2 separate regions of the Mus musculus genome follow, and region 1 is linked to region 2. The links are chromatin contacts, found by POLR2A ChIA-PET in ENCODE. All regions are on one chromosome and are shown on one strand. Each heading gives the region's core, a stretch centred on a gene start or an enhancer-like site at or near the end of the contact. The rest is flanking DNA. Distances are from core to core; before and after follow the strand shown. Region 1 holds the start of Pmf1 (polyamine-modulated factor 1). Region 2 holds the start of Mef2d (myocyte enhancer factor 2D).

Region 1 (3,774 bases), core at 302-2,801, 270 kb before region 2:
AACACTGTCCTTGGAACTTTGCCCTGAAGCCAGGTTGGGAAAGAGCCACTGGCTTGGATGTGTGTTCCTCACTCTTATCTCCTCAGGCCAGCTGAGCCAAGCCCTGGAGGTACAACGGAGGTTCTGAGCCCGAGGCAGCAGTGCCACAGGCACACCTGCCACCCAGATGAATAGCAACAGGTGTCTCACAGTGGGACTCTGGAATATGAACTATCCTTTTTTTTCTTGTCCTTGGTTGTGAAGTATCATCCCAGTCATGGTACCCTGTGCTGGCAACAGAAAAAAAAAAAAAATACAGTCAGGAAGGCACCCAAGGCCAGGTCCACCTGGTTACCAGCCTCTTACTGCCAAAACCATTGATGCTTTCCTCAGGAGCGTCCCTCTTCCCTGCCTCTACTGAGCCTGTGTTGGTGGCAGAGAGGCACATCCAGGAATGGGAGGGAAGAAAGCAGGCAGATCTTGCTCTTCAGCCTGGGAGATGCTTGGGAAATGCCATGGTGCCAAATTGGAAGGTGCTAACTGAAGCCTTCATGTTTCTCACGGCTGCTCCACATTCTTCCATCCTGACTTGACCCAGTCTCCACACACACACCTCCTACTACTCGCTGTAGTCTGTATTTGTTTCCTTCTGAGCCCTCTACTAATGTCTCAGCATTTTGGTTTGTTTTTTGAGACAGGGTCTCATATATCCCAGGCTGGGTTTGAATTCATTATGTAGCAGAGGGTAGCCTAGAACTCTTCATCTTCCTCCACCTCCTAAGTTCCAGGTTTACAGGACGCCGCCAGGCCCCACTTCCTGCACTTTATTGAGAGAGCCCTTCAATCTTGCCCATAGTCATCTGAAGGGTGAAGCCCACAGATCATTTTAAATCCTTTCGCTCCTCACCTCTACCTTAAGACCTATCAATACAGTGGAGCAAGGGCCCCTCTCAGGCTTTCACTATCAAGACCTTTGTGATTGGACAGCTCTGCTCTTTGGTCTTTCCTAACGGGGCAGAGTGTGGACATAGGTTCCTCCCACCTTTCATACCTTAGGTTACTCCTTCCCGACTTTTCTTGTCCGGTGTTTAAGCCTCTCCCTTTCTTGTCCTATCTCCCTTTCCTTCTTTCCCCTTGTGTTTGAAAGGACCTTGGATATAAAGGTAAAAGGCACCCCCGTGTCGGAACTCCTACTCTCCCAAGGTCAGGGTCTGGGATTGGCCTTGGTGAAGATGAGCCAGTGGGCGGCCATTTTTCCAAAACTGGAGACCAAAACAGCTAGAAATGTTGACCCATTGGTCAACACACAAATTAGAAACTCGGCAAGACAGGAGGGCTGGATAGAGGCACATGGGAAAGAATGCACATTCAGCATTAGCTAGAAATGGACTCGAGGAGATTAGCTGCGAATATTCACTGTTGCACTGTATGAGATCTTTGAAATGTAATTAAAAGTTTTTATTGAGCCCCTAAACTCTGGCTTTTGGGTTTTGTTTTCTGCCCTTCCCCCCCTCCCTCCCCCCGGAGCTGAGAACTAATTCCTCGTCCTCGGCCACTGCCCCGCCCCATCCGGCTCCGTGACGGGCATTCCGCGGCCTCCAATCGGAGGTCCTGTTGGGAGGAGCTGCAGGGCCAGTTTATTTTGGCGGTTCAATTTCAACATGGCTGAGGTGAGCCGAGATAGCGAGGCTGCGGAAAGGGGGCCTGAGGGCTCCTCTCCGGAAGCTGTGCCAGGGGACGCGACCATCCCCAGGGTGAAACTCCTGGACGCCATAGTAGACACTTTCCTCCAGAAGCTAGTCGCCGACAGGAGGTAGGTGGCGACCAATGGGGAGAGGTGGCGGGAGGTCTGTCGCAGGATCGTAAGTCCCGCGAGATACGCTTGGCGCAGTCACGTGGGCGACCCGCCGCGGTGGAGCAGGGCTGCTCCCCTGAAACCTCTCGCCGCGGTTTGCGGAGGAGTAGAGGGAAGGTCGGATTGCAGTTGCTGTCTTCTCCACCGTCCCGCAAGGCAGCAGCCTGGGGCCCGCGGCAGCCTTAGGGCAGCCGACGTCCTTCCCCAGAGGTCATCTGCTTACGTAGACCTAACGCGCCAGGGCGCCAGATGAGCGCAGAGCTCTGCTGGCTGGAGCGCGCGGGAGGTGGCAAGCACTGAGCTTGCAGTCTTTTTTTTTTTTTTTTTTTGAGAAAGGATTTCTCTGTAGCCCTGGCTGTCCTGGAACTCACTCTGTAGACCAAGCTGGTCTCGAACTCAGAAATGAGTGGCTGTCCTTACAGGCTGGTGTGCCAGGCCTCATAACCAGGAATGTCCTGGGCTCAGTGGTAAGAGCACTCGTTGATCTTGCAGATCTTGCAGCGCACCTACATGGTGGTTCACACCCACTTGTAACTCCACTTCCAGGGGATCTGACACTATTCTGGTGGGCATTAAGCATGTACATGGTGCAAATACATACGTGCAGGCAAAATACCTAGACATAAACATGACCGAATCAAATTAACATTTTAAAAAAAGGAATGTTAGCCGGGCAGTGGTGGCGCAAGCCTTTAACCCCAGCACTTGGGAGGGAGAGGCAGGCGGATTTCTGAATTTGAGGCCAGCCTGGTCTACAGAGTGAGTTCCAGGACAGCCAGGGCTACAGAGAAACCTTGTCTCAAAAAAAAAAGACTATAGGCTCAGTGCTCGCCACCTCCCATGCCTTCCCGCTCCAGCCAGCAGAGCTCTAGTGACTTCCACAGTGACTAGAGGAAGACTGGACATGCTGGCTTCAGGTGGACCTCAAATTCTTGCCCTGCTGTCCTTTTCGTTGGCCTGGCTAAGGCCCAACTGCCAGAAGTGCCAATCTTAGGTTTCACAATATAAAGATGCAGTCGCACATGGCCCTGCTATCTGCACTCCCCTGCCTTGTCTCTCCAAAAGCGAAATCTTTTTTTTTTTGGTCCTGGCAGTCTCCTGGACCTTCTGAAACAGTCTTTCTCTTTAGCTGCAGCAAGCAAGGGATTCCTTTTCTGTGTCTTGTGACATTTGAACCTGCCAGAAGAGACTGGGTTGGTGGTATTAGTGGAGCCCAGGGTAAAGGCCAGTTAGTACTATTCAGAGAGAAGCCAGGTCTCCCACCAGGACACAGTGCAGCCAGCAGCTTGTTACAGAGGAGTGGGTCCCATGAGGCTGAGGGGCTAAGGTCTTACCATATCCTGATCCAGTGCTATGGCCTGGGATGCTCTAGGCAGGGTGTGATTTATATAGTTATGTTAAGCCCAAGGAAAGAGCGAACATCAATTGTGCCTCAGTTGCTGGCATTTTAAACTAAAGAAAGGCAAGGAGGTGAGGGCGATGGGACTCAGTGGTAGGTAGGGCTCAGTGATGGAGCTGCTGGGAGGCCTGGGGCTCTACCTCCAGGCTCAGAAATAGCAAAGCTGGTTGGCATTCAGGAAACAGTACTACACAGAAAGAGTAGTTTTATGTATGAGCCATAGAAACTCCCTACCCACTCTGCAGGTTCAGGTAATTGGTCGTGGTGAGAATTCATGTCTGAGTGCAGATCTGCCTGTCCAGATCTCCTCTTACTCTGTCTTCACGGTTTCTGCCTTCGTCAGGCTGCGTCATCTTAGTCTTACCTCCCAAGTCCGTCCTTTTGAGTCAACCTGTGCAGGTCTTAGTCTCTGCTTCAATCCCTTTGGCCCTTCTATAGTTCAGATTCTTGGGTTCTCCCTTCTCTGAATGGTGGAGTGTACATTCTAGCTGGCTTCATCACATCCCAGCTGAGCGGCCTTGGACAAGCTTCTGTCTACCAG
Region 2 (3,781 bases), core at 135-2,634:
GTATATGGGAAAAGTGCTCTACAGAAGCTCCAGAATTCCCCAACCACCCTACATAACAAGGTTCTCAGCCACTCCCACAATCATCCCACCCCACCCCCATCCTGGAAGACGCAGGAAGGAAATTCATTCACAGGCAAGGCCATGGGAGTTGGGACAGCCAGGCTGAGCACTGGGGCTCGGTGGCCAGAGGCCAGAAGCTGGGTGTCTGAGAACACTGTCAGGTAACTCGCCAATGCTCCCCTCGGCGGATACCTACCGCGGATACAGGGAGACGAACAGAAGGTGGACAGCTCCCAAGGCCAAGCGCACTCAGTAGGCTCCTCTCCGAGATCCGGCCAGAGCAGCCCAAGGTCACCGTCCCAGACGGCAAACTTCCCACAGTCAGGCAGCTCAGACCCACTGAGGGCTAGGGGGAGGGGTAAGATCCACCACTCACACAGCCAAACAGGCCTCGGAGGAAACTCACACGGGTAGGGCAGGAGGGAACGGGATCCACCCACTGTACTCCCCTAGCCTGGCCCCAATGTGCCGGTCAGTCGTAGGCAGAACTGGCACTCAGGACAAGCTGGGTAGTCCAGGGCCACTGGGAACCCCGAGGGCTCGATGGAATCTCTGGGAGGCCTCCCTGCCCCATCTCTGAGGTGGGAGGCCGGGAGCACAGTAGTCCCTTGGGCCAGCCTCACCACTCGAACCCCACTCGCACTGACTCGGCCCGCACCGCACCGTCCAAGAGAAAGGCCTGGAGAGGTCCTGCCAGGTGTTAACAGCTGCAAACTACTGTCCAGGGGTTCTCCAGCCGGCGTTGCTGACACGCCCGACCAAGGGGGCCCCCACGGGCGCGAAATCGCGGCCGGAGCCACGTGCGTTGCGCCCGCCAAGGCGCGAGGCGACGGGGGCTCGGGTACCAGGCGCGGCTGTCACAGCAGACACCCCAGCACCAACACTGCCTCCGTCGCCCCGCCCGGACCGGGACGCTCGTGCCAGGGCGCCCGTACACCCCTCGCGCTCCAGACCACCCTGAGCCCGGCCGCGCGGCGTGGGGGAGGGGTTCTTAAAGGGGCCGACGCGCGTCGTGACTCACCAGCCCGTGGGGGGGACGGGGTGTCACGGCGCCCGGAGCCTCGGCCCGGTCCGCCGAATCCTCGGTTACGCGAAGCCGCAGCTCCGACGGGAAACAGCGAAGGCGCCGCGTCCACGCGGCCTGGGCGGCGCCACAGGGCCGGGACCCCCTGGTGCGCGCGGGGGCGGCGGCGGCGGGCGGCAGGCACGCAGCCGAGCGCCCAAGCCGCCTCGACGGTTGTTGATATTTTGCTTCCTTCCTCCTTTCGGGCTCCAAAGGCAACTCCTCCAGCCCCAGACTCGAGGCCGACGTAGGCACCGCGCAGCCTAGCTTGCGAGATGGGAGGGGGGGAAAAGACGAGAGTGATGGACAAGCAGGGGGCCAATGGGAGGGCCCCGCAGGGCTGGGGGCGGGGCCTGGCAGGGAGGCCTGGGACGCAACCCCGCCCCCTGCCCGCGGCCTGCGCCCCACCCCTTTGGGGCGCGCGACCACGGCGCGTGGAGCCCAGATCCCTCCGCCTGCGGGACAGAGCGAGGCTGCGGGTACCTCAGCACCCCAGCTCCAGAGTTGGCAGGGATCTAAGTAAATAAGTTCTGGGGAGATAAGAGTGTTGGTAGGCCCCAGCTCCTACACTTACTGTGTGACAAAGCTCCGAAGCCAGATCGCGCTCTCTTATCTCGTGGTTACCTGGGGAGCTCCGCTGCTCCCTCTACCTGTGACAGGTCCCCTCCTTTCCCCTGACCCGGCTCGGTTGACGCCCAGACATTTAAAGCTACAGTGCATAATTCTCGGGTGATCTAATCTTTTAGTGCCTGCGGGCCCCAGCGCACTTAACTACGGAGGGGGCAATTTAAAGGGGCGGGACCCCAACCACTACCTCCCTTGCCTCACAGGAAACATCCAGAAGCCTTGTCTTGAAGAAATATAACTCTCTCAAAAAAAAAAATCTTTTAAAATCCCCGACGGCCTCTGGGCGTGGTGAATTTTTAAGTGCTTCACAACAAGATTGTGCGCTCCATTGCTTCTGGACCTTTAACCCGTCAGACTTCCTGTCCGCATCCTGTCACTAACAAGTCCTCGGCTGGCTCTACCTGGAGCTTGAGGAAATGACAGAGTCTGGCGTGGACTTCAAAGCCTTAGCAAAACAGAAGCAAGAGGTTCTTCAACAAGCTAGGGTCTGCTTTACTGAACAAAGTCCCTGTTCTGGCTTCTTGTGGGAGAGATGAGAAGAGGCGACAAGTGGTGGGTTAGAAAATTTATAATCTCGGAGTCAGACTGTTTTGGTTCAAAATTTTCCACTATTTCTGAAAAGAGCAAAGCACATCTCTTAACTCTCCATCCTCTTGGGTAAGCTGAAGGTGGTAAGGCCAGGTACATAACTTGTGAATTTGGTGTGAGTTTAGTTCCCAGTAGACTAGTACAGTGCCTCGTGTTGCACTGTATGACCCACACGGGCTGCTCAGCTGAAAATGAGCCCTTTTAGGGCCTGCGTGAGTTCAGAAAAGGCTCATAGTGGGCCAGTTCAATAGGACTATTCTGCAAAGAGCTTGGAGGCATATATGTACCTCCTTAAACAGGAAGCACGTAGGCTTCTAGTCCCTCGGCCTCCCTTTTCAACCCTTCCACTTTGCCCCTCCTTCCAGAAGCCTGATTTATGTAGGATCACACATGGTCCCCAAATGTTGCTCCTTAGTTTTCCTAGTAGTATGGGGGGTGGGGGCACAGAGCTGCCAGTACTCCTTGAGCAGTCTGGTTTGCCCCCAAGACTTGAGTGAAGGCATCTGCCCTTCCCCAAGCCCTGGGAGAACACAGCCTTGTTCCTGCTTGTGGCTATGGTGGGAGCAGAATGGGAAAGTGCCCTCCCCGTGGGGAACCTCCCCTCACTTGTGGCCTCTATTTTTAGTGCTTCCCCAGGCTCTAGCTGGAGAAACCGTTTAGTCATCAGGGTGTTTATTTTTCCGGCTGTTTCCCGACGTCGGGAAAAGCAGAATGTTGAGACTGGAGAGATTCAGGGCTGCTGGAAAAGACGTCTTAGGAACAGGCCTGGGAACACAGCCTTCAGGCCATTGGGTCCCAGCTTGTAGGAAAACAAAACAGGATGGGCCCGGGACAGCTAAGCCCTCAGGAGTGTTCAACCTGCCTCAACCTTGGAGGCTCTCCAAGCTAGAGAACCTAACTCAGTTTGTTTCTCAAAACATAACCAAGGCCAGAAGAAAATTTTTTTCCCAGAATCCCCCTCCCCAGCCTCTCCCTAACTAACTTGGTGAGCTTCCAGCGAGCCATGATCCCAGCCAATCTCAAATATGAGGCTGGCCGTCCATGGCTGTGATTGGTTGGCTGGCCCTCTTTAGACCTGGAATGTTGAGTCCTTTAAAAAGGAATGAGGAAGGAAGGTGAGTCACCTGGGGAAGATATTAAAAGACTAGCAGGAAGAGCTCCGAGAGCTCAGGGAGGTGGGGGCCCTGGACACTCACTGCTGACTTGACAACTCACAGGAGACCAGAATAGGGGGCAGTAAAACTACAAGTGGGACAAAACTCAGACTGTGAAAACGTCTTGGGAGAGGTCTTGATTTCCACGAAAGACTGAAAAGGGCCAAGGTAATGTTGGAAGTTAGATGAAAATTGGACTTCCTGAAAGTGACTCTGAGTTCTTTTCTTCTGGCCCTTGAATTTCCCATCCCAGAATCCTCTGGGTGGCAAATGACTGAGTCTCGTGCTT

Evidence for each region. ChIA-PET counts read pairs that join two places held with the same protein, here RNA polymerase II (POLR2A).
Region 1: POLR2A ChIA-PET joins it to region 2 with 17 read pairs in Patski. The contact joins the promoter of Pmf1 here to the promoter of Mef2d in region 2. POLR2A ChIA-PET finds 5 or more read pairs at or near these places in 2 of 5 experiments (Patski and embryonic stem cell).

What each region holds. Positions count from the first base shown.
Region 1 is chr3:88,408,174-88,411,947 of GRCm38, reverse strand. It overlaps Pmf1 (polyamine-modulated factor 1), which reads left to right and starts at 1,551. Exons shown (of 5, transcript NM_025928.4): 1 at 1,551-1,792. The coding sequence starts at 1,641. It overlaps Slc25a44 (solute carrier family 25, member 44), which reads left to right. Exons shown (of 4, transcript NM_178696.5): 4 at 1-1,454.
Region 2 is chr3:88,139,975-88,143,755 of GRCm38, reverse strand. It overlaps Mef2d (myocyte enhancer factor 2D), which reads right to left and starts at 1,384. Exons shown (of 12, transcript NM_001310587.1): 1 at 1,082-1,384.